Linked DNA regions of Mus musculus: all the other regions are linked to region 2. Evidence: chromatin loops called from intact Hi-C (ENCODE). Cell type or tissue: heart. All regions are shown on one strand. Links, peaks and the distances in the headings refer to the core of each region. The heading gives the core; the rest is flanking DNA.

Region 1 (10,917 bases), core at 509-8,508, 670 kb before region 2:
GGGTTTCTTGTAGGTTTTGGAAGTGACTGTGAGCTCTGAGATAAATCAGGGATAGCATATCCTGTTTCACAAAACTGAAAGTTCAGAAGCTTGGGAATTGTCAGAAAGGAATATTGACCTTGACTCTGGCTTTGTGGGTGTGCTTGCTAGGATGTTGGTTCACTGAGGAGAAAATAAGACAAAAGAAAAGAAAATGAAAATATATATTCACACACACACACACACACACACACACACACACACAGATGTGCATAGTGCATTTGTATGCAGACATATACCAATCATCACCCGCTTCCATCTCTGACTTAAATTTACTATAGTAGTTGTTATTATAGAACTTGTTTAAGTTATCCCCCCCCCCCAAAAGTACTGGTAGAAAGGAAGTCTCCCTTCTTATTTCTGTTTTTCTAAAGCTGCTCATAGTATCTTGAAGATTCTCAAATGTCTGTGCACGCTATCAGGCACATCACCCTATGACCTCACCGGAATCAGATACAAGAATCAATGGCTGTCTCTCTTTCTCTCTCTTGTCCAGTGCTCTTTCTTCGTCCCCGACTCTTCCTGAGTTTTGTGTGTGTGTCCTTTGGATCTGTGTTTCCAACTTCTAGCTTGACATTTTCGAGTCTTACGAGATCTGTCTGCTTGTAAAAGTCACATAATATAGACATAGGGTAAACTGAAAAGATTACTGTATTTTAATATCATTATATCTTCAGATAGTCCTGTGTAGACATGAGTGTGCATGTGTGTAATTTGAGTTTCCTAAATTAATAATATAGTTATTCATATTGAAGATACGTAATGTTTTATAACATCTGTCCAACGAGAAACTAGTGAATCTTTAAGAGACATATCTTTTGCATGGGTTTAGGAAGGGTGGGTGGTAGATCTCACTTTCTTGTTTTAATACTTTCACTCTTGAACAACAGCATTCTTTTGTGGAGTGGTTAACCTTCTCCATAGAAACCACAGACTTCATGCACAGAGCACAGGCTTTGCTGCATGTGTTGTAAGCACTTTCATATTGTCTTGTGAGTGAATAGAATAGAAACCTATATTGCCTTATAAAAGCTCGTAGCTTTGGGTGCACACAATACGTACTTTATATTGACTAGAAGGTTTCAAAACAATATCCGAAAATTGCCCTGTTCAAAGCAACCACTTCTATGTTCATCCTTTCCCTGGTGCGTATTAGTTTGATTTATTCTTGGAAGTTCATCATTAGTAGCGAGTTTGTTGTCCTGGGCTTTAATTTGGGCTGAGTGTTTTCCCCTTTAAGAGTATGGCACATTGAGGTCAAGGGGCAATACAGGTGTGCTGGTTTTATGCAAGTGTTTACTTGAAAGACAGACCAGCAAGGTATCTATTGTAATTACGTCAGTAGAACTTAGTTTGGCTTTTTAACTTGTAATAGAAATGATGCAGCTACAGCTACGAAAATAAACCCTTGGCTACACTTGTTGCCGATTCTGCCTCTCCTTTGTACACAGTCTAACTTAGAAAGGACTTCAAAATACATTTTACATCCCCAGATCCCTCTTCCTTTGAGCTCTCTGACCTCAAAATGCTACAAAAATACTGTTATAAAACCCTTTAGGGTTCCTAAAAATATTTGTATGTTTGCCTTTCACAAATATTCCTGGGTCTGTTTATTCAACGATATGGCGCCATGATTGTCTAACAAGCAACTAGAAAGCCTTTGGGTAACTGTTACTGTTTTTCCTGAAGTACTCATTGCCCACACAGTGTGCATGAGACTCATTTCATGGATTACACAGCCGCTGAAGGACTTGTTTACGTGGTGCCAGAAATTCTGAAAATAGAAAATTCTTTTATATCTTGGGCTGTAAACCCTTGTGAAGAAACCAGGTTTGTTTACAGGAAAAAATTCCAGCTAAATAAAACCTACCCTTCACCCTGCGTCTCCCGCCCACGAGCTACTTCTCAGAGAAAAGGTATATCCCGAATATATTAAAAACAAGTGAAAGAACCTTGTGTCTTTGAGGGTAAAAGCAGCATTCCATGCTAAATGATGTGTCCTTTCAGAGAGTAAAATCACTTTAAAATACACAACCTGGCATCCCCCTCTTACCTCAGCAGATTTCAACTGTGGCATCACAAAATGACATGCATTTGATCGATTATCAGATTAAAATGAATAAATAAGTTTTTTTTTTAAAAAAAATCAAAATTCATGAATTATTTGTTTCTTAAAAATCAGGGCTGAGTGCCTTCCCAGGCGTTTCCCTTGGGAAAGCCGTTCACGGAGTTCCAGTTGGCTTCCTAGACGGGGAGGGTTACTAATGTATAGCAGGAAATTACACATAATCCACAGATGGTCTTGTCTTTTCACAGGAGTATGGTACACATGGGGATATCAGCTGTCTCGTGAGTCACTGCAGGAAAAAAATGTCTAAGAGCCCCTCATCTAACCTAGGGTTCTGAAGAATCAGCTTCTTGACTCTGACTCGCTAAGTTACTTATTTTCGGACAAACGTGTTAGATTCCCTAGACTCAACTTACCATTTCTGTTTGACAGCAGTGTCCCCAAGGTGTGGTGTACACATTATTAGTGGGATAGGAAGGTTTCCTTTATTTTCTTCAATTTTTTATTAGGTATTTTCTTCATTTACATTTCAAATGCTATCCTGAAAGTCCTCTATACCCTCCCCCCCCTGCCCTGCTCCCCTACCCACCCATGCCCACTTCTTGGCCCTGGCATTTCCCTGTATTGGGGCATATAAAGTTTGCAAGACCAAGGGGCCTCTCTTCCCAATGATGGCCGACTAGGCCATCTTCTGCTACATATGCAGCTAGAGACACGAGCTCTGGGGGTACTGGTTAGTTCATATTGTTGTGATAGGAAGGTTTCTAAGTGTACAAGTGAATTTATTTTATATTATTAATAGTTAGAGTTTAATAAATAGTGAGAGAAAGCATTTGACTAGTACACAGGAATCATGTGTAGCTAGCTATATTGCTTAAAATAAAGTTTTAAGGCTTAATAGATTTTTTTTTAAGTAGAAAAGTACAATTGTGTTTTACATAGATATTGTGAAACCAAGGTTTAGGAAATAGTGTCTTAAAGTCTTTTTTTTTTTTTTTCCATGAGAAATGTAACATTTTCATATTTGTTGTTTTGCTTGCTCATACCATATTTTAGAGGATTCTGTCTAATTGGGTTCTCTCTGTACCCATCTTCGGATAGTATTTTACACAGTTGTCTCTCAGTAGCTTGGGGGTATTGAAATGGGGACACAAAATTAGTGTTTATAAAATATACTCGGTAAGCAAGTTTACTTGAAAGTTAAATTAACACCATTCAGGAAAAACATTTTGAGTTCCTCAGGTTTATGACTTTTACTCCATAGATGATTATAAAAGCCCAAGAAAAAATAGCATAAGTTGGAAGCCCACCCTCTCCTAGCCTGTGTCTGGCTGAATCCACAGAACAGCAGGGAACTGCTCGCCTCGTCCTTCCTCCAGGACTGACGCTTGCTTCGGCGGGTGGGTAAGCATGGTGAAAAGAGGGGTGAGTTAGATGTGGGGAAAGAAATGCACCAAGTCCTTTCTTCTAGAGAAAGCTCCAGACCATCTGCTCACCCATGTAAGACTGGGAGGCCTTCAGGCTTCCCTGTAATGACCAACAAAGATAAAAAACCTGGGAAGAAGAAAGGTTTAGGAGAGCAGTATACCAACAGTCGCCACAAGATGGCAGTAGAGGTATAATATTTACTAGTTGGAGCCTACAGGCAGTGTGAGAATTTTAAAATGTGTTTATCTATGTTACTTTCCTAACAACAAGATTCACGTAGTGACTTCTGATCATTGACGATTCAAGGCAACGTGCTTAAAACAACCAAGTGGATTCCTCTCCAGTGTTTCTCTTGAAGACAAGACAAACAAGACAGCTTGCATGGAGAGTTGATGTCACCTGAGGGAAATGCCTAACCCCGCCTCCCCCACCCCCATGAGGCAGCCTCTGGGCTCATATTTCATGAAAAGGAGGAAATAGGAAGAAATAATGGACAACTAAGTCTGGTTTAAAAATGGGTGGATGTGTGAGGAGATAAATGGAATTCTCCCCCTGCCCCAACTCCTCTCTCTCCCATGGAAAAACAAAAAAATAATCAATCAAGAAGGGAAATATTGAGAGAAAAATTAGATCATTTAATAGACAAATCAAGGAGATGTTCCCATCTCCTTGATAATTCTGAAATTCTATAATATAATTAAACAACAATATAGCAAACAGTTTGAGCTCTCTAATGAATGGAATGTTTAAATACTGCATGAAAAGAAACTTTTTTTTTTTTTTTTTTTGAGTACAGGGAGATGTCTTAAGCATAAAGTGCTTTTCAGTTCAGGGCATAAAAGAACTGAGGATCATTTGCCCACTGACCACTGAGGGATGCATTTTGGGCCATGTCTAGTAGACTGTGAGTTTTTGAATCAATATTCCCTTGGAAAGCGTCACTCAGTCTTCCTGTAAAAGGCTATTTCATTCACTGTGTGACTGCTTGTTACATGAACCCCTCAGGCTCAAGAGAAATGTGCTTTTTTTTTTTTTTTTTTTCTTTTTGTCTGTCTTGGTGAGATTCAATAGCCAAAGGACGCTGTGCTATTAGTAAAAATAATTCAGTTTAGAATTAATGTTTTTTATTTGGTCTCTTCAACCAACTACTTTCCCCAGTGTTGTGCTGGATATTTCTCACACCAGCAAGAAGGAAAATAGAAAAACTTCAGAATGATGCACATTTCAATGCTCTATTTGGCAACAAATTGTCTTTTTTAAAAGGTGTTTTAGAATTATGTGATAAGTCGACTTGCAACTGTTAATACATAAAAATGTTCCGTGGGTCAGTAATCCATACTTTCCCTAGGCTAGGGACAGAAGTTTTTAGTCAACCTAACGGTGCAGAGAGAATGAAGTGTGGATCTGGGGGCAGCCTTTATTCCTGATGAGTGTGGGCAAAGTCTAGAAGAAACTCCCCTGCCCCCTAGACACAGTGAGGCAAGTAGCCAGCAGCAGTCTCCTCCCCACCCACCTCTCCCTCTCTCTCTCTCTCTCTCTCTCTCTCTCTCTCTCTCTCTCTCTCTCTCTCTCTCTCTCTCTCATCTCTGCAGGGAAAATTCCTGAAGTATAACAGCAGGCTTTGAGGTTTGCTGCCTTGACAGTGTCTGGTTATCTGGCCTTCCTGTCGGTCTTCTGGATACCAGAAAGGCAGTGCACTCACGACAGACAGGGTAGGCTAGCAACACTGGGGCCATTCAGACACTAAAGCAATTAGAGAGGGAAAGACATTTCCTCTGTGCAGTGCTGTGCCATAGATACCAAGATGAGAATGTCAGTATGCCCTCTCGATAACTACGGGCAGAGGCTTCAAACCTTTCGGTTTTAATCTTTGGATTTATCTTTTTTTCCGTGCTTGCTTCATTGTCCAAGCAATTCGTGCTGGTTGCCAGACAATAGAACTATCCAAAACTAGCCTTATTCTCCGAGTCCTTCCCAGTCCTCCTACAGTAGAGAGTCAATGTTGAACTTAGGCATGCTTGTGCAAACCTTTGTATAGAAAGAGAACTCTCTGTTACAGAGTTGTGGTTGGTTTCCTTCCCTAAAGTACAGTTATTCCTTCACATTCCTTGGTAAACTACTCCTTTTCTGATTAATTATAGAATCCAAGCTTTTGGGCAGATCAGACCTTACCCGTCTTTCTCAGATCCATAGATGATCCCCTTCTGTTTACATACCTCAACTCAGTTGACAGCTTCTGTTTACTTTCATGGTTATTGCTGCAAGCAGTAGAAATGATGGAACTCATATTCTTGCAGGCAGCTTTTGAAATGTCACTTATTTATAGATGGGATGAATGCCAAAAGGTGAGAGTGGCAAGTCAAAAAAAAAAAGGTAAATGTTCAGCTCAACTCTTTAAATTCCTTTGAGAGTATGTATGCTCGGTGTGTGAGAAAAATATCTATGTCTTTGTCTACTCAAAGGAAAAGGTATGCTAGTAGCTCCACAGAACATAAGCTTTACAACATTAAAGACAGTTCTCTCAAAAAGACATCGGTTACGTAACAATCTTAGAAGCAAGGTGAATGTCTGATGTATTTTCCTGTTGACTTATGGTCACAAGAACACACACTCCTTAAAGCGACACGATTTACGCGTCCCTCTATTTTTCAGATTTACAAATCCATGTAGCATCGATGCCTTTCTATGCGGTTTTGTAAATTGAGGAAAAATCCCCAGGCCCCAAGATGTGGCTTTGAAAGTAAGGCTGAAGTTGTATGCGTCTACTGCTCATATAACAAAGGCGTTCTGCAGGGATCGCAATGATTTGTTTTTCTTTGCATTAGAATAAAACTTTGATACTTGAAGGACTCTGAGGAACTTGCTCTCCCACTTGGGAAAATAACAAATTCCAAGTCTCTCTGCTACATTTTCTTTCTTTTTTTTTTTTTTTTTTTTTTAAGACTGGTGGGAAGATTTGGACATATATGGTATTGGAGTCACAGAGCAGATTTTACTTTTTATAGGCTAAGATTTCCATTACAGCCTCTCCTCCTTTCCCCCATCTCTCTCTGTTTTGTTTTGTTTTGTTTTGTTTTGTTTTTCTCTCTCTGTCAATGTTGAGATATTGATCTAGAGTTGGTGAGAGGTATGCTTACTAGTACTTATTTGAACGAGAATCCAATAATATGAATGATTTTATGAGTTTTACTTGGATTTCTGAAAAATTGCATTTATTTATTTGTATTATAAAAATGTGTGTGTTATATTTCAGCACGCGTGTGACATGGTACACATATGGAGGTCAGAGGACAGTTTATGGGAGAGGGTTAGCTCTCTTCTTCTATCATGTGGGTCCCAGATTTAAAAGGCTGGTTGTTAGTATTGGAGACAAGTGCTTTTATGCATGGATTTTAATCTCCTCTTTCCAATAAAATTAAAATAAGGGAAAGAAACCTTGAGAGGGTAGGCAGAAGAGAAATTTCAACTCAGTCTAATCCAGAAGTAGATAGTGACCAACACACTAATGGCCTTGATGTTCACAGGCTTGGAGAATTCTTTCACACACAGATTGTGTGACTTTACATAAACTACTTGTTTCCTTGAAGTTGATTTTGACTCTTTTGCAAAGACATGGATGGCGTTTCCTGTAAGCTTCATGTGCAGATATGGGCCAGGGCTGTGTGTGAATTCATGGTAAGCATAAAGCTCTCAGTGGATCACTAGCTCTCCCGTAAGAAAACCTTTACAGGGGCAGAAGGCTTCCCCAACAATTTGCTTTTGGAAGTCACTACTGCCCAGAATCGATTTTAGGAAATATCCTGTTCACCCTTGTGGATTAACAAACAAACATTGTGACAAACAAACGGGAGATCTGGAGGTTTTAAAGGAATCTGATGTGCCAACCACAGACGCTTGTTAGTGACTGATCTGTGGTTAGATGGCAAGTCCCTTATGTCTCCTATACTCACCCCTTTGAAAAGTATCTTAAACATAACACTAAGTGAACCAAGGGAGAGGAGGTGTGTGTAAACTGAAACAGGACAAGCAGAGATGACAAGATAAGGTGCTGTAACCGTGTCCTAATAAAATGTAAATGCGTACATATAAATATATATATATATATACACACATATACATATACACATACATGGATATGTTTATACACATATACAGTTTGACTTAGTGATGCAAATTACATGGACTGCTCATTGCCAGTTGTACACCCCTCTAACTCTAGAAGATTCTAGAAAAGCTGCTTCTCGAAGACTAGAGGCTTAAAGGAATTATTGCCACACATTGCTTATGAGGGATAGCAGTAAAGCAGGGATGCTGAGGGACTGCTTGCGTCAGATTTAGGAAGGACACAGAAGTGCCGGAAGGGTTGCTTAGAGAGCATGTCCTGCATAGCTGGGACATGACTGCAGCCACACTGTGGATAGTTGCACTTTCTTGCTTGGTTCCTTATTTTCCAGCTTTGTCCTTCTGTCCTCTCATTATCTATGTGTGCAGGCATGCTCTGAATTGCCAACCAGTGGCATTGCAGGATTGCAGAAAGAACTAGGGGCCATGCAGCTATCCCCACAGCACAGTAGATGCCTGTCTCCGTACCTGACAGCCATGGGGAAGAACGCTCTTACTGAATGCTCTGGCGTGTATCCCTATCTCTAGTTACCTTTAAGCTTGTACCTTTGAGAGTTCCCAGTGCCTGCTTGCAGTTTAGAGACTAATTTTTCATTACATCTGAGTTTTTCTATGTGAACAAATATTATTCTAGATTTCATTTCTCCCAGGGCAGCCTGATCGTTAGCATGTAGGAAGACATATGAAGTCGTTTGGAGATCAAAGAGCCATGTTCTGTGCTCTTAGACTGATGTCATACAAGAAAGCATATCCAAAGCTTTGGCCTCTTCAGTTGTTTAAAAAACCTCCCACGGTTGTTGACAGGCCTAAATGAGCTCACGCATGAGAAAGATTTAGCTGAGTGCCCTGTTCAGAGCAGTCATTCAACAAACGCAGCACTGACTGCCATTGTTTACCGTGTCTGACCTCATTCACCAAATATGTAACGTGCTTTTAACTCCGTGCCAGGAATGGACCCATGTGTGTTCCTGCCATATTTCTCAGCCCACACTTGGATCTACTTCTGCTCTCTGGAGTAGTTGTGACCCCATTTTAGAAGTCATTTCAGGAGTCACGGATGGGACGCTGCGTTGGCCACATTTAGGACTTACTTGATTTTCAGTCCCATCCACGGAAGAGTCTCTGTCCTTCTGGGCATGTTTCATACTCTTGCCTCTCACCACAGCTTTTTACAAACTTGTACTCTAGGAAGGAATTCTAGAAGCTCCTAGATAAACAGACTGAGCTGTGCTAGGGCCTGCTCTGTGGCTATGGGCTCTCTGAACCAAACAAACACGGATTTTCAGGTTTAGTTTGCCTGAGAGATTCAGCATCTGCATGGCTGAACCTTTGAAGACAGCTAGCTAGCTCACAAGATTTTAACCAGTTCTTTCTTTGGTTCTTCCCTCTTTTCTCTCTCCCTTTCCTCTCTCCCTTTCTTCCTTTCTTTCTTTCTTTCTTTCTTTCTTTCTTTCTTTCTTTCTTTCTTTCTTTCTTCCTTCCTTCCTTCCTTTCTTTCTTTCTTTCTTTTTCTTTCTCTCCCTCCCTCCCTCCCTCTCTTCCTTCCTTCCTCCCTTCCCTCTTCTTTCTCTTTCTTTCTTTCTTTCTTTCTTTCTTTCTTTCTTTCTTTCTTTCTTTCTTTCTTTCTTTCTTCCTTCCTTCCTTCCTTCCTTCTTCTCTTCTCTTCTCTTCTCTTCTCTTCTCTTTTCCTTTCTTTTTTCATTTATTCCTTCTTTCATTTTCTCTAGTCAAGTTTTCAATATTTCAGTATAAACAAAGTACAGCTACACACAGTATCGAGAATCAATGTGCTAGTGCTACTTTAACAAGGATCACATCATAGAGTGTTCTTGTTGCCTACGAAAACCTAGAGGACGCTTTCCATTATTCCCTTCCAGGCAGTACACATGCATGAATACAAAGGCCAAGATATGGAGGTGTGGGATTCCATAGCCCTGGATTTTAAGCTTCTGATATCGTATATTAGTCATATTGTTTAATGTCTCCAAGCTAGTCTCACCTCTGCAAAGTGAGACAAGACCCCCCCCCCCAACCCCACCCCGTTCCCAAGTCAGGGATGTCATTCAGAGGGACTTTTAGTTGATGGCATGGGAATATAAGAACTACTAATTAAGCTTAAGAATGCACATCTCAGACTCATATGAATTTATTTGTCCCTGTCCACAACCCCATGGCACTCTGCTGTGCTTCTAGTATTTGTTATGTTTCCATGAGCTCTGTGCACATTAGGAGACAGAGCTCAGATACATGACAGGGCATCCAAAAGCTCATTGGAAGAACGCCGGTCTCAGGGCTCTTCTACTGTATAGCATGATAATCCACAGTGGGTCTGCATGGAGAAAACTAGGCATTGTGAGATCTTCTGATCTTTTTAAAATTGCAGTGCACATGAAAGTACTTACAGTATCAAAAGGCCCCATTTCCAGGATGGGGGGTGATTTAGATACCCTCCCAAATGTGTGCCTGACCTCCTCAAGAGAACTGCATTTGTAGGAATGTCCAGAAAGGCCTGTGTCCGCACACACTATAACTTGGGTCTGGTCAAGCCAATGATTAGTGAGTTTGATATTACAGAAATTTGTGTTTTTGTAGTTTGGGCAGTGGGCATCAAGTAGTTCAGATTCAAGGTGTCAGCAGGGATGTGGTGTCATTGAAGGCTAGCAGGGAGGCTCTTTTCCTGGTGTTTGGAGGCTGCTGACCATCTTGGGCCTTCTGTGACTTGTGCTCATAGGTCTCCACTGTCTACCTTCTTTATTTCTGCACAGTTGTCTTCCACAGTGGTTGAGTCTATGTCTCCCACTTGTGAAAACACAGCTATGACTCGTGAAAGCACACTATTCATTATGTCTATAAAGACCTTGTTTCAAGTAAGTTTCTTCTAATTTACAACTTCTGGGTGGGTGTGAACCTTAGGTGACCAATATGTAACTCACTACCCAGTACTGTCTGTGTTTATCTTTCTCAGACCCCAGTGAAATGCTATGACTAACTTTTGAAGTCTGCTGGGCTCCAAGGAGAAGAGATGGGGTGAGGAGGATAAAGGACACATGGTCCATGCCAGGGAGGCAAAGGCTGCAGAGATTTTTTTTTCCCGACTCACATGGCATTTCCATCTGCCTTTTGCTATTCCTCTGAACTTCTTGATTTCCAAGTATATGGTGTTAACTGATAGTCTACTGGCTCAGATGAGGTCAAAATTTGTTTTTTAATGAGGAGAGACTGGCAGTTTTCATTGATGTACACTGAAGTTTTCTATCTTT
Region 2 (10,917 bases), core at 1,180-9,179:
ACACAGCCAAGGAAGACCCTGAAGTCCTTATTCTCCCTTTGCAGATTACAGGTGCTCTTTTCTAATTTGTGTCTTAATGCAAAGAACTGTTATATTTTGTTTTGTGATGAATCTAAGTCCTTTGAGGATAAACTTGTTCTTAATGAGATTTTTTTTTTCCCAACCGAAATTGGATGTTTTACCCTTCCTTTTCATCTTTTACTATAGTGTATACTCAAATGAGTAAGGTGCTTCCCAGGTCCCCTGTTTTCTATTACAAGTACAACTTGGGGGCTGTGAGTAAAGTGAACACAATCCTTCCCAGTACAAATGCTCTCAGTGCTTAAGAACCTGGAACACAGTATTCCAAAGGACACAGCATGTCTGACGTGGGAGGTATCACAATGGACTGGCAGTGTCTTTGTAGTATTCCAGCTGTTGAACTACATAAAGAATAATTAAAGGTATTTTCACCAGTTTCCTTAGTTTCACCTTTTTCTACGTACGTATTCATGTATCTCTTAAAAAGTTCCTGGTGTATTAAATAAAATGAAACATACAAAATACCTTAATTATACAACCTTTTTATTTAATTTTCATTAAACAATGCAGAGATTTTCTTATAACAAAGACTATAAGAAGTTTTGGGCTAGCAACCGCAATTTCGAAAGCAAGCAATTGGAATTAGCCAGAACTAGCACAAAAGTACAAAACACAAACCAACTTCAGCAAAGGAGAAGCAGAGGAAACCACAGAGAGTTTAACACTAGCACAAAAAACTAAGTCGATGGAAAATAGCCTAGGAATGAAAACTCTGTACACTGAAAATGCTCAAACTTTCCAAGGACAAAGTAGACCCTTGGGTCAGCTCTCTCCCTAAGGCTACTCTTCCCTCTGTAGCTGGGTAGTTAGTTTCCTACAGAGGACTATCACTTGGTCAAGTGGGAACTTGTGCTTGTTTCTGCTCATTAACTAGATATGACATGGTGTCTAGGTGCCACACACTTAATGTCAAAAAATAGTATGGTAGCTCTAAAGGAAATGTATTAAATTCCACACTCCTTATTTTAAAACACATCTGATAGGAATGTATGTTATGACCAAATGGCTCTTGAGAGTTCTAAGAAATAAAATACTAAGTTGAGCAGAGCTGTCAGATCACTTGGGCCTCAGTTCTAGTTAAGCTGATGGCAGGAAAGTACTTTGTGAAAGTTATCAAACTGTAAGACACGTCAAAATTCGAAGACTAAGATTTTTTAACTTCTGATTCCTGCTGACCAAATGGATTCCATCTGCGTATGGATAGTGGTTTATCAAGAACCTGGGTGGGAGCTTTACTGAAAAACCCTCCATTACTCAAGAAAGTCCGACCCCATGTCTAACTGCTATTTTCAGATGACATGAAAAAACTACTTACAACCAGACTTGGTGCTTAAGAATTTTTTTAGAGAAATGTATTAGGAAATCACTTGAGTCTCCTCAGAGGCGGCTTTATATAATTCAGCTGACACTACAACTATTCTGCAAAATCACCAGGTGGGACCAGGCAAGAATATTAGTTGTCTCAAAAAAGTCAGGTAAATGAAAATTACCTTTTTACAGATAACAATGCTTAAAAAAAAAAAAACAAAAACAAAAAAAACCCTACATCTACACCACAGACTGTTAGCTCCAATATTTCAAAATAATTCCAAAATAACTAAACATTAATCTTATTACTCTACAGTATTTTGGTTTACCAAAAAGTGTATCTTAAGATGCTGACATTCAGTTAATATACAACCAAAAACCTTTAAACCATCTTAGTATATCAATACTGTAACAAGTCACTTTCAATTTTTATGTAGTTCCCAGCTTACTCGGGATTTTTAAAGACGCAGTTAACAAAGTGCAGACATGTTATTCCTCCTGCATCTTCCTCATAGCCTTACTTGGTGGATGATGTAGTTATTTTCAGGGTACGTGGTAGAGTAACAGTGACAAAGTGAACAGGCCCACTCCTTCCACTCCATAACCTCCATCAAAAAGCTAAAAGGGAAGCAGAAAGTGACAGGACTAGAAGAAAGATTAAGATCTAGGGAGAAGGAAACCTTAAATGGTTAAAGTGTGCGAACACAGAAGACAGCTTTTTGCACCACTTCATGCCACAGAATAAACTCTGAAGGAGTAACTAAGTGCTTCTTAGTTGAAAACCATTCAAGAAGCCCCAGTGGATTTCTGGATTTGTTCCTTTAAAATCAAAATGCTCTGCCTTTGTTCGGGAGGCAGCATGGCAATCTGATCCGCAGTCAGCTGGAGAACCTGCATGATCAAAGCTGCTTTTTCTTGATCTTGTGGAGTTACCTGGCTTTGCCCAGGGCTAAAACTGCTAGGCTGGCCTCCACCTTGCTTACTGGCTCCTTGCATGCCAGCTCCCTGCATCCCTCCTTGCATGCTAGCTCCCTGCATCCCTGCTTGCATGCCAGCTCCCTGCATCCCTCCTCCTTGCATGCCTGCTCCTTGCATCCCTCCTCCTTGCATACCTGCTCCCTGCATCCCTCCTCCTTGTATACCTGCCCCCTGCATGGTACCTCCAGGATTTCCCACTCCTGCAATATTTGGAACCTGTCTAGGTCCCTGAGGGCCACCTGCCCCCATATTAATAGGGCCAGGACCCTGGATTCCACCAGTCATCGGACCTCTGGAACTAGGGCCAGGGCCCCTCATCTCTAGTCCTCTTGCATCCATGCCTCTGGTTTCCATCGCGCAGGTCTCCATCCTTCTCTCCATTCCTCGTGGCTCCAAGACCTCAGTTTCCATGGGCCGAGTCTCCATCCCTCGAGATTCTCTACCTCCTCTACCATCCATAGGTAGACCTCTCTGATCTATCATGGGACCTCTGGGCTCTCCAATTAGCATTCTGGGATCTGCTGCCAATGGTCCTCCTCTCATATCATGTGAGGCAGGGCCACGGTTGTCATGACCATGATGCATTGGAGGACCCTGATGGGGTGGTCCCATATAGCCCCTGGGCTCTACTTCTCCAGTCACTGAGAGCAAAGTCCCTCCACGTGGGTCATTTGGAGCATCTCCCAGTAGTCCTCGAGGAGGTATGCCACCAGAAGGCATGGGTCCACGAGGCATCGGAGGTCTAGGATCTGATATCTGCATCTGTCCTCGCTCCAGGGGCACTGGACCAACCACTGGCATGCCAACTTGTGGCTGCATTGCTCCTCCTGGAGTTAAGGAACCAGGTCCAGGTCCAGGAACTGCAGCTGGTATTGGCCCCGGAGCTGGAATTCCTCCCTGGATAGAGGTCTGCATCAGAGGTGGAATGTCCTTCACAGGTCTTCTTGGCAGATGCTGAGGCTGAGGGGCAGGAGGATTCTGTTGGTTCAACATGACGTTAGGTCCCGGGCAGAGGCCAGGGGCAGGGCCGGGGCCAGGGCCGCCAGGCCCACTAGGCCCAGGCCCACCAGGGCCAGGCCCAGAGACCGGCTGAGATTTGCCTGGGATCAGTGGTGTGACATGTATCTTACGATGCAAAATTTTCAGTGCAATCTCTGGATCCATGATTCTCATCACCACTTGTGCCTGCAGCAAAGCATACGCCAACTGTGGGTTCTGAAGTAGCATGTTTCGAGCTTCCTGGTGACTGTTCTGGACACACAACTTCATCTGCTTCATGAGCTCAAACATCTGCTCTGGGGGCAAGCTGGCGACTGCTCTAGTAATCGATTCTGGAGCATCTTCTGGGTCGATAGGGTCCCCATAGGGGGAGTCAATGATGGGGGCCGCCGGGCCTAAGCTCTTTAACTCCTCCTTGTTCTTTTCGCTGGCGGCATTGTCCACCCGAAGCGCTCTCCCACTAAACTCTCGCCCATTGAGGTTTCGCATGGCACTGAGCGCAGTCTCCTGGTCTTGGTACTCGCAGAAGCCATAACCCTTGGGCTTCCCAGTCTCTCTATCGTAGACGAGACGGAAACTGACAACTGAACCAACCTCTGAGAAAATGTCCTTTAACTGCTCCTCCGTCGCCTCATACGGAATGTTCCCCACGAACACCGAACGCAGCGATCGATCCATGGCTGGGTCTCTGACCGCCAAACTCGACATGATTGCTGCCGAGAGGACAGCGGAGATTGAATTCGTCTAAGGGTCGTCCTCTGGCGAACCACACTTCCGCTCTGTAACGGAAGCAGATAGCAAGCTCCGGACAGAAACCTTTCTGTTAGGAATCTGTAGTTCCGTTAGGCCGCAGACACTGCTTCCTGAGACCGGACTAATTTATCTAACGCCTTCCGCCCCGGGCCGTGAGCTCGGTTGTCCGCGCCTACTTACTGACAACAGGATTCCGTTCCATGGTCCTATTGGTCGAGTTTTCCCGGCGTCCCGCCCCCGCTTCCTGCGGGCACAGGATGCACTACGACTGACCTCATTAAAAATGGCCGATCGGGCTTCCATGGGGTAACCGGCAGCGTCTGTGTTTCCACACACTCGGGGCTGTTTTCATTGCGTTCCACCGGCGGGAAACCGCAAGCCGGAAGCTGATTTAAGGCTTAATGTGTTTTCACAGCTTTCGTTTAGTGTAGGATAATAGAAATATTTAAAATTATATCCAATATTATGAGGTAAAAATATTGTTATTTATCCCTTAAAATAGCTTAACAACATTAAACATAATTATCGCAAAGATAAAATAGCGCTTCTGTCAGCCGCAGCCCCGCCCCCAAGCTATGGCTTGTTCAAACTGTTACCAAGTCCAGGGTCTTCCCTGGTATCTTCTGTGTGCGCAGGTTGTTGTGTGATCATTTCTCTCTCCCCTTACAAATTTTAATTGACATCAATGCTAAAGTGGAATTAACTAAAAAGTATGACTGCAGAGTCTGGATTAATCGACTAAACTTTTATTGTACACATATAAGTAGTTGTGATTTTATTTATTATTTAGAGACAAGGTCTCTATGTAGTCCTATCCTGGAGCGCAGGCTGACCTCCAGCTCCCAGAATCCTCCGCTGGGCTTAAAGGTGTGCACCACCACCGCCCACTTCTCTTGCCAGTTTTGTACTTTAAATACTGCCATTTTATTTTAAATGACCAAACATAATTTTCACTGTTTTAACTTGGAAAAAAATTCAAAAAATATCATGGTTTATATTTTGTTTTGTTCTTGGTTTTGTTTTTGTTTTTTGAGACAGAGTTTGTCTGTGTAGCCCTGGCTGCCCTAGAACTTAGTCTGTAGATGAGGCTGGCGTTGAACTCAAGAGATCCACCTACCTCTGCCTTCCAAGTGCTGGGCTTAAAGGAGTGGGCCACTACACCCAGATATGTGTTATGTTAATGTAGATGGTATATTTTTACATTCAGTTGTCAATTAATTCAATAAATTAAGTTATCAGGTATACTAAAACAAATTTTGTTATTTTAATACAGGGCCCTTCTACAGCCCAGGTTGGCCTGAAAAATTCACTGTGTATGTAGTTTAAGCTGTCTTCAAATTTGCAATCCTCCTGCTTCTCCCAGTGTATGCTGGGATTAGAGGCAAGCACCACAAGCCTTATCTTTACCTGATGGTCAAAGAAAACACAGTAACCAACAAACAAAGCAACACGTGGGGCCTATGAGATACTTAAAGGTTTTAAAACATTAAATAAAACATTCACCATAAATTAGGCATGGCGGCTCATCTTTAATCCTAGCACTTGGGATACTTCCAGGACATCCCGGAGCTCTTTATGTCTAGTTCCAAGCTGGTGATGGCACACTGAGAGACACTCAACACTTTAACACTTGTGTCTGTTAAATACTATCAGCTTAGTCCCTTGTAGAAATGGTGTTTAAGCCGGGCGGTGGTGGCGCACGCCTTTAATCCCAGCACTCGGGAGGCAGAGGCAGGCGGGTTTCTGAGTTCAAGGCCAGCCTGGTCTACAGAGTGAGTTCCAGGACAGCCAGGGCTACACAGAGAAACCCTGTCTCAAAAAACAAAACAAAACAAAACAAACAAACAAACAAAAAAACCCAAAAGACAAAAAAAAAAAAAAGGAAGGAAGGAAAGAAAGAAGAAAGAAAGAAAGAAAGAAGGAAGAGAAGAAAGAAAGAAAAGAAATGGTGTTTAATATTTACTCTGAATTACTTTGAGCATCTATCAGTCAAATTAAAAACTAACTGCCAGGCTGGTAAGATGGCTCAGTAGGTAAGGAGCACCCGACTGCTCTTCTGAAGGTCCAGAGTTCAAATCCCAGCAACCACATGGTGGCTCACAACCATCCATAATGAGATCTGACTCCATCTTCTGGAGTGTCTGAAGACAGCTACACTTACATATAATAAATAAATAAATCTTAAAAAAAAAAACTAACTGCCTTGACTAAAAATGTACGTGTTTTCAACAAACAAGACTAACCAACAAAACCACCCAAATCTCTGACATATTTGGCAAATGTGGTATTTACAGCAGGGGTGGTCACACAAGTCTGGAAAGCCTAAGACAGGCTCAGGCTCATTTTGAGCTCAAGGATAGCATGGACTATATACTGAGTTGTAGGCAAACCCGGGATATATGTAAAACCTCCCCTCTCCTTTTAGCTATTTTCAGAGATGAAATTCTACACAAAATTGTAAATACTGTAGTCTTTGTGAGTCTGTAAAGTATATTAAAACACTAAATAAAATAAAATTCACCATAAACTGGGTATGGTGGATCACACCTTTAATCTGAGTATTTGAGACACTTCCAGGACAGCTTGGTTTACATATCTAGTTTCAAGCTCGTTGTAGATACTCTGTGAGGCCCTCAAAACATAAATAAATAAGATACACTTTAAAAGAGTTCACTATAGATAAAGCATATCAAATCTAGACATATTCTTAAGATATTTTGAAAAGTTTTACCCTTCTGAGAATTAACTTGAGGACCTCAAGTCTACTACTAAATTATAATCCCCAGGGACATTTTTTATTTGTCTTGGTCTCTTAAGGAATAAGCGAAACACTCCACAAAGTTTTTTTCTAGTCCCTCCCCCTTCCTGTAGCTTAAAAATAATTCAATTTTCCCTTGGATTCAAGTAGTTCGTCATCCGGACCTTTCTGTTGATAGTAAATCTTTTGCCTCTTAGTAGAATTGTGACTTTGCATCTATAAAATCACTCAAGGAAATATGTAGGTCTTTTTATCCCTTGACCATCTGCCTCACATTTCTTATTCCATAAATATCTTTCCAAACACCGACAGTTCAGCAGTGTGAAAACCAATTTGTTAGAACAAATTCTCTGCATGAGTTTTGTGTACTGTTTTATCAGACTCACAAGTAAAAAATATCACCTCAAAAACGAAAGTTTTCCATGCCTCTCATATAAGAAACACAGATTCTGTTTGCTGAAGCCTAAAGGTAATTTAATGAAGTTCGTAATTGGAGAACTATCCCACTTCAAGGGGAGAATCATACAATCAATATGTAGATGATAGGTTAATATGTATAGATGAGGTGTTTTTTTGCTTGTTTATTTGGGTTTCTTTTGTTTTTGTTGTTTTGTTTTGTTCACCTGTGTAGCCTCAGTCCCTGAAGCTTAATCTGTGGAGTTCCGATTATTTCACTATTTGAATGATTTAAAATTTCTTTAGAGTTTGAGTATTAACAAACCATTTAACCTAGAAAGAAACCAGAGACATTAAATGGCACAGTCCCAATTGTAACTGCCTGCTGCCAGGATGCCTATTGTCTTATTCTTAGATCGATGATAATTCCTCCAGGAGACAATTTTTAAGGATGCGGTGAAGTATCTAGAAATGGAATAAAGTAATCCAGAAAGATCTATATTTCTAAAGAAGGCTTCCTGGTAGAAATGGTACTGCGGGATGGCTCACAATCTATTGCAGACAAATGGAACAGAAGCGATTCAGACAGCAGCTGCACTTGGCCAAGATTTGACATTGGGACTTGGTGGGTTTTTTTTTATGACCTAGAAGCAAGCTAAGATGCATGGCTATCATGTGATGGAACTTAGTATAACAGCTCTGACAATGAAATTCATGAAAAGAGTTGTGATAGTAAAGTCAGTAGGCTTCTTTTTGCCTCTTGATAGCAGAGGCTCATAAAAGCCAATCATATTGAGTTAGCTTCCAGCTGAGCTTTTCAATCCTTTTCACCTGTGTGTGGCATCTGGTCTTCCTACCTTTAACATCCTCTAAATGGAGCTTCGTTTTTGCTACTCATCCCTCATCACTTTGTGTACTTTTCTCTGGCTGACCAGTGCACTTCACTTTTCGTTGTATGCAATCGGTGTTTTTCTTACCCCCTGGCTTCTGCCCATCTTGCCCTTGTATTCATTCACTCCTCCTTTTCCCAGCTCTTATATTCATTTCATCACATTTAAGTTCTCGTTCTTCAATGCTCACCTCAATGTCTTTCCTACTGAAAGCAACAGTATGTGTTTGGTGGCCATGTATTAGAAGTATCTTTGAGTTAGGCAGTCATAGCATCCTGCTTTATAGCTAATTGGAATTGGGCATAGAGATGTTAATGAGTTTGTCTAACTAGCACAGGCAACTACTTTACATGTGCCACTTGAATCAAGAACTCACGTTTGAAAATGACCATTCTATTCAATGAATGTCCCATATATACAGAGTAAGAGGCAAAGCTGCAGCTTGAAACCAGGTCTCCTGAAATTAAGCTTCCTATTGCTCAATTAGCCTAGCAGTCATGGGTCACTGAGGACTGGACACAGCCTCCATTGGCCTTTTTCCTGATTAGCTCTGAGTGTTACTAATTGCAGTTTTGACATGACAATCAGTGCTATGGCAACAGATGGGCTGTACGTATAAAAACTGAAGCAGCTGAGAAGGATGTTTTCGTTTCTTCAATTGACAGGGCCAATATAAAACCTCATTTCTATGAAAGAGCCAAGATTCCTCAGATCCCAAGCTAACCTTTTCTGAGGCATATTTCCCCCAAATTTGTAATACACTGAGTATGAAAAGAACATAGAGGGAAGTAAATAGTAAATTCTACTTACTTATGATTCACTCTTGTTGGCAAGAAAAATATGTAAATTTGAGACTCTGAAAGTATACCACGGCCTGACTACAAGTTAAATGGAGCCAAATGTTGTATAGTCGATTACCAGTCTATTGACAGGCTAAGAACATGAGGTACAAGGACAATCAAGACCCTGGACCAGAATCAGCTGCTAACTTATTGACATCATCTGTAATCGTGTCTAGGTCTTCAGTCTCTGCCAAGCAAACAATGTTTGCAGGGAGTAGGATGGAGGGGCTTAGGCTTCAGACTTTAATCTTAGACTTAGGTTGACAAGAAATCATAGACCTTGGATGAATTAATTCTCGTTACTTCTGCTTTGGCATCTTTCAAATGAGAATGCCATTACCCATGTTGGATTGTTGTATAGAAGACATAACCTGTATTTTATCATTTCTCAGACTGTATTATTAATCTGCATTTGTATATAATGGTAGGATGCAAAGCACAATTTTAAGTGGAAAGAGGTACAAACCTTATTTACTCTAACATTACTTAGAGATGTACATTGTTCTTGTCACTGAAAGGACTAGATTTGATGGGCCAATGATCTGTTGTTACTTTGTATTATTTTAAACTTATATAGAGATAACTCTAAGACAGGTAACATTGTTCAAATATGCACATTTGTAGCTTTGTAGTTGAGTGTGGATTGTTTCCAGGCTCAATCCCATAAGACACTTCAGTAAGAGCTACACTAATCATAATAGTACTTTTTTCCAGTACTACCATATTGGGTCCCATTACAGATGGTTGTAAGCCATCATGTGGTTGCTGGGAATTGAACTCAGGACCCTTGGAAAAGCAGTCAGTGCTCTTAACCACTGAGTCATCTCTCCAGCCCCATGAAGTTCTTTTAGTGAACCATGAGATGTTCTCTTCAAATATTTGGTTAGCTATCACCGTCATTTTTATTAAATGGGCTTGTGTGAACTTTTACGATGGATGGAATGCAAAGACTCAGCTAACACTGCCTTGGTCCAGCACCTATTTGAGTGCAGGGCCATGTTCAAGCTGTCATTAAGATGATTCCTTTTGAAAAGGCACTGCCAGACAAGCCCAGATATTCAACCATAGGAAGGTGGAACTAATTGGACAAGAAGCAGAACTCCACCACTCTTGCTTCGAGCTGTCACCTGAGGGAACACAGAGAAAGCAAGTAGCCTCTTAAGTGTGGAAAAATCTGAGCCTCGCAATTGGAGCTGAATAAAGATAACTTACTTAAGAGGAACAATTCATGGATCTTTTTAACTTTTATTCTTTTCTGTGAGCAGAATAGTTAAATACCCAACTTCAAAGAAATATCAGTTAGTTTCATAACTTTGGGTCGTATTTCACTTCTGAGGCACTGGGAGCTTAAGAATGAACCTACAGTGAACCTTGCTTATGGGAGAGTGGTCTTTCTGAAGAAGTCAGTTGGGGATCAGGTTTAAAACATCACCAACAGAACAGCAATGTGGCAGGGCATATTTGGACTCCTTATCACAGTTGAATGCTCCCCAGAAAACATTACTTCAGGAGTGCCAGTTTAAATTTGTCATATTACACTAGACTCCTGAGAGTTAGAAATTTTGTTAAAATGTAAGATGTAGTATATATGAAAATGCCATAGCTAGTGCTCTGTGGTGAAGGTCCAGAGACCAACTGCAGCTACAGAGAGGAGCGACATTGGGGGTTATTTTAATACTCTCCTGTGACCTGTCATAACGCAGAGACCAGTCTGGTAGGGTTGCTGTGATAAAATACCACAAACTGGTTGGCTCAAAGAAGAGAAATGTTTTCTTGCATAATATCAAAAGGGCAGCAGCCCTTGCTTTCTCCTTCGGCTACCCTCCCACTGTGTGGTCACCTGGCCTGGCTTCTGCTTAGACAGAGCCCTAGAGCATCTGTCTTCTCAGGAGAATATTTGGCAGATTAGATT
Region 3 (10,917 bases), core at 1,962-9,961, 680 kb before region 2:
GTCTGAGTCATGTCTGCTTGCCTGCCCTGTACAGTGATCTGTCTTTATTAGATGGAGTCTTGAATGAAGGGTCATGGGGACCTTGCCTTCCTAGGTCAATATCCTGTCTCTCTGCCACCTCTCTACTCTCTGCAGACTGTGTGTGTAGGGGATGGAGGTAGCTGACAAGGGTACCCTGGAGAGGGAGCTGAGTGCTGATGTAATGCCTTTCTCTCTCTGTAGAGAGACTTCCCAGGAACTGGTGTAAGACCTGAACATTATTATGGGAAACATCCCAGTGTTTTTTTTTTTTCTTTCCCGTTTATAGACTGAGGAAATCAATATGACACTTGGAAGCATCATTTATAAACATGAAAGTTTTTGTATCACCAGAAACACCATAGGTTCTAGGGAACTACTTTTGGTAGATATAAAAGTAAATTATAAATTACTTTTCCAGTAAATGTGTAGATATCCTGACCAAATTATTTACAAGCAAACACAGCCCCAGTGAATTTGAAAGAATAGAGGAACAGTTAATAGCTGTGATAGATTAGAGATGAAGATAATTTTGATATTTATCAAAATTGAGAGACTGCCAAGATAGAAGGTGCCTTATGCTTAGCAATGAGTTGTTACGTTTTATGCATGGCAACTGTTTACTGAAGTATCCGATGGTGAGTAACCAAGGCAGGTAAGAAGTATGAAGGGCTGGGGGTTATTTTCTCACGTCCTTAAAAGTGTACACAGTTGATAACATTTGGCTTGTAATCCTGAAGTACCAAACTCTGCTGAACTTAATCGTCCCGAGCGTAGTAAGAAGCACCTCACTTATTTAAAGGGAAGGAAGGACTCACCGTCTTCAAGTGCAGCAATGTCTCTGACTTCTTACCCAACATTTTATCACAAGGAGTGCTGATGTGGCATGCTGCATTCAACCAATGGTCCTGAAAATCAGGACACTGTAGTGCTTAGTTGGGTAACAGGCTAGCATCCATGCAAGGTATTGGATGATATCCCTGCATGGATACACGATAAGTACAAATGCACACGTGTGCAACTAGAATGCTTCACAGCTCAGTGTGGCAGCGAGCAACTGCTGCGTCAGAGCAGGAGGAAAGAGACACCTGCCTCTCATTATCTATCCATCGGTGCTTTCAGAATTTTAAATTGTGCATAAACATTTTTCTAGTAAGAAGAATACACTTTTTATAAATACTAAGCAAGTGAGTCCATTTTTTCCTTAATTAAAAAAAATGTCCCAAATCAATTCAAATCAAAATAACCTTAGAGATGTACATGTGTTCTCATCCCACTCTTCTCAAATGTTTGACATTGGTATTGGAAGATGCTATTATGTGAAAGTATTTGATTTCTGTATGTTACCACAGCATCACATTTGATTCATAAACCAAGACTATATTCAAATATATTCCAAATCTTGTATGAGAAATAAAGAATACTACAAAAGATGCATATTGCCATTTAACGAACAGGACAGCCAAGGTCTGGTACACTAGTAATAGGCATAACATTGTGGAGTCAATCCACCAACAAAATCAATTACAACAACACTCCTACTTTGTCATGAAAACCAACAAATGGCCTCAGTCCTTCCTGGAATCTGTGGCTGGCAGGGTTTTCACATTGGTTATAACAATGTACAACATTAAACATAAATGCCATTTATAGAAGAGAGTTTCACATGTTCAAAAGGTCATGTGTACTGTCTTACTGTCTTACATCTGTACTATGCCTTAATTAGTTGATAACTTATAATAACATTTTATGCACTCAGGTATCTATTTGAAATAAAATAGTGCCACAGAAAACGATGCGTTGGGGAAGCAAGGCTCTAAGGCCTGAAAAGCACATCTTGCATTTGCAATGGACTTTTTTTTTTTTTTTAAACTGAGGCTGAATCGTTTAGTAGTTTTATCTCATCACCTAGCAAATATCATAAATTCTAGAGACTTAAATTAGCATCCACTGATGATCTCATGGGTCTAGAAGAGAGAAGTCTGGGCACAGCATGCCTGGGTTTTTTTGCTTGGCACTTCAGAGAGCTGAAATTTCAGTGTTGTTCCTGATTGTTCTCACAGGGAGCCCAGAGCCTCTTCTCAGCTCATGAAGTTGTGTCACCTCTGAATTTTTAAGACAATAAGGTCCTTGCTCACTATTTGCTGCATCCCTCACATGTATCTGCTGTATCCTCAAAGTTCACAACAAAGACTTTACTGGGAATTGACTCTTAGTCACACTGGGATTCCTATTTGAGACATAGGGTTAGATCAGGCTTACCTAAATAATTGTTTTATCTTAAAGGCAAAAAACTTGTGATGTCAATTATAGCTCTAACATCTCATAACAGACCCACTTTGCTTACTTTCTAATTGAATAAATGAGAAATAACATGCGTGCTGCAAGGGTATGGGGGCAAAAATCTTAGGAGCGTGATGAGTATTGCCACCATGATCTAAGCCTGTTGTTCTCAACCTGTGGGTCATGATCCCAGAGGGGTCATATATCAGATGCATGTCAGATATTCACATTATGATTCACAGTAGTAGCAAAACTATAGTTATGAAGTAGCAATGAAATCATTCTATGGCTAGGGGTCACCACCACATGAGGAGCTGTATTAAAGGGTTGCATTAGGAAGGCTGAGAACCACGGATAGCTGTCTCCACCTCCTAGACTCTCTCACATTCGCGTATCCTCTTAGGGGAATTAAAGCAAGGGGCCTACAACGTAATGTTTTTTATTCACGTGAGTTACACGTAAGTGATCAATGACAAATTGCTTTGAGGTTTAGGTGCAAGGGCATCCAGTGTCTCTATATACACTTTACAGTTTGGATTCTTGAACCCCTTGGGGATAAAATTATCTTAAAGTCACATGAAGTCCTGCGTTCGCATTCTAGGTTCAAGTCTCTAATAAAGTATAAAATTTGATCTTTTCCAAGTATTAAGTATCACAATTTCCTGTTTAAGTTTTATATTTCAAAATTTCTAACAGGGGTTTTTAAAAAACCATGCGCAGATAAAAGACAATGGCTCCTCTGTTATAGGCAGCTGAGCTTGTGACTGATTTTACAATAATAAGACCACATTATGAAAATGATTTCTGTATATACTTTTCTGTGGAGGAAGATATTTTAGAATCATCGCTATTATGATTCTTTATATAAATTCAGTAAGTGTACTGTGACGCATCTAGGAGATATTAAAGTTAAGCCAACATTTAATTTGCTATTCTCATGCTCTATGTGCTTGTTAATGGGGATGTTGGTGTGAATCTGGACTTAATAAGGTTGCATGTTGGATAAGGGATGATCATACTTCTTGGTCTCCAGACCTGGGCTGGTTCAAGTAAAAAAAAAAAAATGCTAAAGGCAAAATTCAGTATAACGCAGAATAAACTGAAAACAGTCTCAGCTTCTAATAACCAAAAGAGTATGTTTTATTCCTTATGGGACAAGACGTACTTGAACTCACCCTATTCTCAAAGTTCTAAGCCCCGTTAAAGTTGGAGGATGACGGTTGTCTGTGAGGTCAGACTAATAATAGACATCTGTAAACCTGCCGGAGGTAGGAAGGAGAGACAGACCTTCTGTCCTTTCTCATGTTATAAATGAGGAAAATAAATCTGAGAATATAAGGGGCTTTCATATGCACCCAGCTTGAGCAATGACTTGAGCAATGACTTGAACATGAATGTGGATCTTTTGATTTGAACGCACTATTTGTTTTAGTTTACCAGTGGTGTTATAACTTTCACAAATATCGCTATTTCTACCGCTATGAGCAGTGTTTTGATGTAGCAGTATAGAATAAAAGAGAGGTAGTGTGTTGACTGCCACGTGTTCCAAAGATGTGACCCCTGCCTCGAGTTTCACATCCTCAGCCTTCCTTCCTGGTGGTGTGAGGCTGCTCTTACTGACCTCCCAAACCTGTACCGACCGGATCATTCCCTTATATCTAGCAAGATCTGTGTTTCTCCTGGGGTGAAAATATTTGTTTCAACTGAGACTAGTAGAATATTTGGGAGATGGGTATATTATAATTAGATATATTCTAGAAGGGAGGGACACTAAAATCAGACTTAGTTTTAGTCACTTTATTTTTTTATTAATATTTTTATTACATATTTTCCTCAATTACATTTCCAATGCTATAGTTTTAGTCACTTTAAAAACTGTTAATAGATAATAATGCCTACTGTGACACTGACCAGATTAAAAAAGAGGAACCCCTTTAGGACCCCTGATGCCTGTCACACTTTAGTTTCTTTAGAAAGTATTCTATACAAAAGAGAAAATGGTGGTGATGAGATTGGGGGTAGCGGGTGGTGGTGGTGGGGACACAGCCACGTGTCACAGTGAATATTCTTTTTTTAGATAAAAAACATTTGGAATTGTATATGAAACATGAAAAAGTGTCATAAGGAAAACAAGTTCGATAAGACAACGGATGGCCAGAATAGTGGCTCCTAGGAGCTTCTCTGGGTTTATATGTGATTTTTAAGCTTAGTGTGTTCCCATAAAGGAGGACATTTTAGCTTTGCGTCTCCCTGTGTTCATAGATATGCGTACATCTACCTTGCTATGTATTTCACTCAGAAGCTTGCTGTACTGGGATTCATGCGGTCTGCAGCAAATCTAGACAATGCCTGCAAGGAAAACCCCCTAATCGGGGTAAATGCCAGCAAATCCAGCCTTAACATGGAATGGGGTAAGAACTTTCAGAATCATCACGGGGATTAAAGCTAGTAGCACAGAAGGACTGAGCTCTGTGCTGGGATGTATCAAAAACATCGAGGGCTCGAGAGATGCCTCATCTCTCAGGAGGTGGAGTGCCTACTACTCTTCCAGAGGACCCGAGCACCTCTACCAGCACCTCTACCTGGTGGCTCACAACCACCTGTAAACTCCAGCTCCAGGGATCTGTGTTTTGGATCCTCAGGTACCCACACACATGCACATATACCTACACACAGACATAAATTAAAAAATAAGATTGATTTAAAAAATATTCTGCATTCTTGTTATCATTATCCAGTGCTTAAAAGAGGAAAACTTAGTTTTTTTTTTCTTTAACATGATGTTCTCTTCACACTTTCTGTTTCTCTTGACGATGGAGAATGAAGACATTGCTATAGGCACTTAAAAGAAATAACATCAGCTTCATTGTGATTAAGACTGCTTTTGAGCAAAATTTTCTAAGGGCACTAGATGGCGACCTTCACCTTTAATTTAAGGGGGATAATAATAAAAAGAAGGCTTCGTTACTACATTTGCTCCAAGAGAAGCACTGCTCCAGATTTAGAAGAAACAAGAGGGCAATGCTACATATCTCAGTTGGACCCCTGGAATCCCACCATGTCTAGGTTTTCAGCTTTGAAGCTGGAACCAGAATGGTGGAGAAACCAGCATCATAGCACCAGGAGCCTTGAGCTCAAACTGCCCTGACTTTTGCCTTTCATCTTCTTCCTTTAAGATATGGGGTCATTGGGTCATTGGGTCATTGGGTCACTTGGTCAGCTCAATTCCTCTTCCCTTGTGATCTAAATTAAATATGTTTTAAGCTAATGAACAAGATTTTTTTTCCACCAGACAGCAACATTATTTAAGTTTATATCGACTCACAAAAATAAATTTAATCTAGGAAGAAAATTTAGAGTTCCAACATACATATGGCATCCTGGCTAAAATGATCCCTTTAATAAGCAGAAGAAACATTTAAATACTGTCTTTGTTGCAAATAGGATAAGACTTGGGGAGACTTGTCAAGCGTCTTTATGAAACTGTTTTTATTTTTTCATCAGTCATGTTGAAACTGTGCTTTAGGCTTTTAAACATGATAAACGTTTTTGCATGTATTATTTTTAAATACACATTATTTTTTGAGTATTTCTAAAAAAAAAAAGTATTGTAGCTGATTAAGTTTTCGCACATAGGAGTGACAGAAAAGTGACCATTATCACCACAGAAAACTCAGTCTGAATAGAGGTATCTGCTTCCCCAAGAAACCCAGATCTTGTGCTTAATAATTCTAATGGAGTATAATCAGACAAATAGATCTAGCACTGGGTGATACAGGGATTCTAAAAGAAAACATATTTTAGGTATTTTTGCAAACCAAAACCTATGATTGTTTCCCTTTTTGTATTATGTCAGAGCAGGTAGTATACTCATTAATTTTGTAAGAAAAATTAGACACTATTTTTTTTTCTTTTAAAGGAAAGTGACTTCCCTTTAAGAGAAACTCGGTATTCTAGTTGTAGCTACTAAAATATGTTAACTTGTTTGTAGTTACTTAGGGGAAAAAGCCCCCCCCCCATACACCAAATAAATGAAAAACAATGATTTATTTTATAAAACATGCTCTCTGTGGTGTACAATGAGTATTTTTAAAGTGTAGTATTTACTAAACACTCAGGTTCAAAGGGCTATGATAATTCCGTTAGCACTGGCTAGATGATAGATGCACAAATAAGGGAGAAACAAAGATGAATACAGTTGCAGTTCCCAAACTGAACTGGGAGGGTGAGCCCCCAGTTTAGCAGCTACAGTAGCCACTTAGGGACTATGATATTTGGATGCTCAATATATACTATTCAACTGGAGTAGATTAAATAAAAATCCAGACTTTAAACTGTTCGCAATCAACGCACAGCTTTTCAATTTTCTATAAACACTTGCCTTACTGTGATATGCTGATCCAACCTCCACCCCAACCATGTTAGTCCACAATTTCCACTTAAAGTTAAATGCTACAAAACCTCACAATCACTATCGCCCTGTAGGGCATTCCTCTTAGAGAAAGTCTCAGCCTCAGAACTTCACAGTGAGAACAGATAACACACACATGCATCTCCTGACCACGTCCATAGTCATGCATAGCAGAAAAGGACATGGTGGGAAAAAAAAGATGGATTTCTTTAGGTTATTTTCTAAAGACAGTTTAATATATATGAAACCTCTCTCACACACATTCACACGCTCTCTCTCTCTCTCTCTCTCTCTCTCTCTCTCTCTCTGTCTCTCTCTCCCTCCCTCCCCCCCCCCCCCCCCCCCGCAGGATCCAGTTACAAGCACTGCGTCATCCTTGAGAGATCACATGGTAATTGTTGCTATTTCAAGGATCAAGTGTCATGAAGCACCCTATCCCACTCCCTTCTTTTGGTACCATATAGCATAGAAGAGTATGATGGAGTGAACACAGGCTCCCTGGTCCAACCCTCTGTGGAAACCAGGCTCTTTCGGTGGGGTGGCGCGCTCGCGTACTCTCACCAAGCGACTGGGAAAGGGGGACGAGGGAGGGGGGGTCTCAGGGGAGGAAGGGCGGCTCTAATTGGTTTCTCAATGAAAGATAATCACCTATTCCCCAGAGACGCTAGGGATTAGCACTCTGCCTCTCCTCTCCTTCCTTTTAGACGCCTCATCCTCCCCTCTGAGCTTCCAGCCCATTCAGCAGGAGCGATCGCAGGAGCGGGGCTGCACTCCCTGCTCCGGGCTCAGCGCCCCAGTCTCAGGCTCACTGCGCTCCTCTGCCGCCGTCCCAGCCGCCGTCTCGGCAGGAAAAGTTTCTAGAAGGGGGATCGGGCTTAACCATAAAAATGAGCGAACTGGAGGAAGACTTTGCGAAGATTCTCATGCTCAAGGAGGAGAGGATCAAAGAGCTGGAGAAGCGGCTGTCAGAGAAGGAGGAAGAAATCCAGGAGCTGAAGAGGAAACTCCACAAATGCCAGTCGGTGCTGCCGGTGCCCTCCACCCACATCGGCCCGCGGACCACCCGGGCGCAGGGCATCTCCGCGGAGCCGCAGACCTACAGGTCCTTCCACGACCTGCGCCAGGCGTTCCGGAAGTTCACTAAATCCGAGAGGTAGGCTCAGGGCGGCGCGGGGCAGGGGTCACTCTCTCCGGGAGCTTCTGGGGGCAGCAATCAGGATCGGGGGGCTGTGGCTCCTGGACAGAGCAGGGCGCCCCCTGCTCGCGGAGGCGGTCCGGGAAGGGGAAGTGTTTATTTTTGTTTCTGTGCATCACGTGCTGTAGTTGTCTCTGGCGGGCTGGGAAAGGCGAGCACTTCGCAGAGACGCACCCCTGTGGCGTGGGGGGTGGGGAGAAGGACCGCGGAAAGTTTGCTACCCCGCACTCGACGGCGCGGGCTGCTGTCTCTCGGGGCGCCCACGCTGGGGCAGAACTCTGACCGTCCGCGGGCCTGGACAGCTTCGCAGAGGCGACCCTGGGACTCAGGCCTCGGGGTGACCTGAAGCCAGCTGGGGTCGAGTTCAGTTTAGGGACAGAGTTGGTCTGGAGAGTAAGCTTTGCCAAGAGGGCTCTAGCCCTCGTTGGGGCGGACCGGGGCCTGCGATCCATCGCGTAGATCCAGCCTCCAGCCAAGGGCTGGAAGGGGAGGGTTATCCACAGGGTCACTTTCAGGGGAGCTGTGATGTCACCAAGAGAATGCCACAAAACCCCACCTCTGGGCGCTCATATGCTCTGCTTTTGTTCCTTCTAGAAGTGGCACTTCTAATTACCCAGAAGTTGGTGATGTTTGGGTCACCTTGCGCATGAAGCAGGTTAGGGGCAACTGCTTAGACCAGTGCGGGGGAGGGGGGCAAAGCGAAGTTGGGGTAGGGAGAGAAGGCCAGGGTTTTCTTTAGGCGCCACCTCGCCCCCTACTTTCTTCCTCCCAGGCATTTTAAGAGCCAAATCCTTTCACATCAAAGTTGTGCAGCTTCTTCGGGGTGTTCAGAGGAGACTGGATGGGTTTTGGCCACAGTAGGAAGATTTTGCACTCCACTCGCCGCCGCCTTCGCGGAGGAGGCTGATCGATCGGTTGCAGCGTTAAAGCCCTGTGGACATTAGGGGGAGGAAGTGCAGACTCCAAAGCCCATTACTGGCTTTTAGTCTCTGGAAATGCAGGGCCGAAAGTGCATTTCTCAGGATATTGAATATTCCATTAAGCTTGCCTTCATGCCCGCCTCCCTCTTACCCTTTCCTCCTTCTTAGATCACTTGGTGTCTGACTTTGGGGCTCTCGGGGGACTACTAAACTACCCACCCCCAAACATACACACACACTTAGCTCTCTTGTTTTGAGGCTAGTTGTTCTAAAGAGCAAGCCTACCGGAGTCAGTTCTAGGGCCCCGTCGTGTTCCCGCCCCTCCACTGCACTATTTCAGACTCGCTAGTGTATTGATCACAGTGAGGTCAGGCAAAACAGACGATGTGAGGGCTGGGGAGGTGGTGTTCAAAGCTGTCAGAAGCTCCTGAGTTGGGAATGAGTAGGAATAATTTAATAGGAATCCCCAAGAAGGATGCCACTTAGAACAGGGATCTCTGAGAGCTTTCAGATACCCCGAGTCACCTTCGACTTTTAAAATGACACTGGCACCTTTTGTCCCAGACTGCTTTAGAAGTTCCTACTGCCGGGAATGAGGCCACTCCCCTCCCACTTAGGCTGAAACTGCAAAGAGAGTCAGTCTTTGGCCTGGCCCTAGGTTGGGAAGCGGCTGCCGTCCTGCCTCCGCCTGGCTGCGCATTCCGCGGCCGCTGCCCTGCCCGGCGCTCGTTCTCTCGGCAGCTGGAATCAATCTGCCCACCTCCTTAAGAAGCCACTTCATCAGCGGTCACCAGGCAGCTGCTTGCCTCCCAGGGCTGCCGGTTCGAGCTTTATCGCATTTTTGAAATTTCAGATTTTGTATCTGGGCTGTGCCCCTTGGAGTGACAGTATGGCTTCACAGCAGAGAGGAAATTCTCACCAGGGAAAACCCGCCTTCCCAGAGACTAGTCTCAGGCGCCAGTTTACAGAGAAACACCCCCCTCCCCCCACACTAGCATTCTCAAAGAATGTGAAGTTTTTATATTTACGAAGAGGAAATGGCTTGTGTCATATGAAATACCATCCTTTTTGATCCCCCACCCCCACCCAGCGGGTTTTGTTGTTGAAGTAGGAACTTTCATCTCAAGAGTGGTTCGTGCATAATAGAGATTAAGGGCACATTTATTTGTGTCTCCAACAAGTCTTTGGAGTACTTTTCTACTTCCTCTCTGTCCTGGTTTACACTGAACGGAGGTAAATGTCTTCCCACTTGTGCTTTCAAGTTTTCAAAAGGAAGCATGCAGTTTATTTTCAGTAAGGTGACTCATTAGCATTTAAAGAATTTTGACAGGTATAATATATGGGCATTGTATCCATTGGCATTAGGTACTCACTTAAAGAGACAGTACAAAATAGTCAACTGCAAGACACCTTAGTTTAGCTAAGATAAGAAGCACTTATGAAGGCATTTCTAAAACGTGAAAGTTAGTGTCAAACAAGATACCTTCAAAATAAAAGAATACTTTGTGTATCTCTGGTATTTGAGTTTAGGAAGCAGACATTCTATCTCCAGTGATATGCCATGGCTGAAACAGAGTGCTTTATTGCAAAACTAATGTTCAATTATAATTTGAATGATAGCTATTAACACTGAAGGTTCATTTCGAATTTTATTAGGGCACTTCTGTTTTATACCGACAAGAAAATAGATTTTAGTTTGAATTAGGAATTTGTCTAGAGGGAAAACTAAAACAGGATTTTCTTATATATTTATTCTTTAGGGAGAGTCTGTAGTCTAAAAATAATTTACATAGTAGGTGGCAAAACATATCTTAAGCTTTTATTGTAGTGGAAGGAAATGGGAGAAATTATCTACTGCTATAATCAACTCGGTCCAATTATCCAGATTTCCATGTGTCCACAGAGGATATAAAGCTTGCTCTCCATTAAGAATGATCCAAGTATCTAAGGAATGCTTAGATGAAAATTATACCAGCAAAGAGGAAGATCTGAGCTCTCAAGCTAAGTATCAAATGTACAGAACGATGCTCATGTTTAAAAAGAAAACATCTGACTTACTGTGGTACTCATCTGCAGACCCCTTAAGAAGT

Evidence for each region. Peaks named below come from ENCODE experiments on the same cell type or tissue, not always from the same donor. Only the 100,000 strongest peaks of a DNase experiment are listed, where the experiment ranks them.
Region 1: a loop joins it to region 2, with 2.3 times the contacts of the local background. A loop is called at or near these places in 5 of 42 quality-filtered maps.
Region 3: it touches region 2 in a loop (2.2-fold over the local background); 5 of 42 quality-filtered maps call a loop at or near these places.

What each region holds. Positions count from the first base shown.
Region 1 is chr19:31,749,151-31,760,067 of GRCm38, reverse strand. It overlaps a transcript of Prkg1 not described here. Among named protein-coding and RNA genes, the nearest start is that of Prkg1, 90 kb to the right of the region's middle. In heart, for the core only: CTCF peaks have their summits at 3,478 and 3,690 (motif pointing right); no DNase peak of the experiment used is centred there; H3K4me3 peaks cover 581 bases; H3K27ac peaks cover 1,077 bases.
Region 2 is chr19:31,076,223-31,087,139 of GRCm38, reverse strand. All of the region lies in intron 3 of Prkg1 (protein kinase, cGMP-dependent, type I), which reads left to right. Cstf2t (cleavage stimulation factor, 3' pre-RNA subunit 2, tau) reads right to left here and starts at 4,299. Exons shown (of 1, transcript NM_031249.2): 1 at 548-4,299. The coding sequence starts at 4,074. The coding sequence ends at 2,176. In heart, for the core only: no CTCF peak of the experiment used is centred there; DNase peaks (open chromatin) are centred at 3,139 and 4,339; H3K4me3 peaks cover 2,629 bases; H3K27ac peaks cover 1,750 bases.
Region 3 is chr19:31,761,505-31,772,421 of GRCm38, reverse strand. It overlaps a transcript of Prkg1 not described here. Among named protein-coding and RNA genes, the nearest start is that of A1cf, 100 kb to the left of the region's middle. In heart, for the core only: CTCF peaks have their summits at 5,200 (motif pointing right), 7,983 and 9,523; DNase peaks (open chromatin) are centred at 7,351, 8,031, 8,831 and 9,471; H3K4me3 peaks cover 3,577 bases; H3K27ac peaks cover 3,358 bases.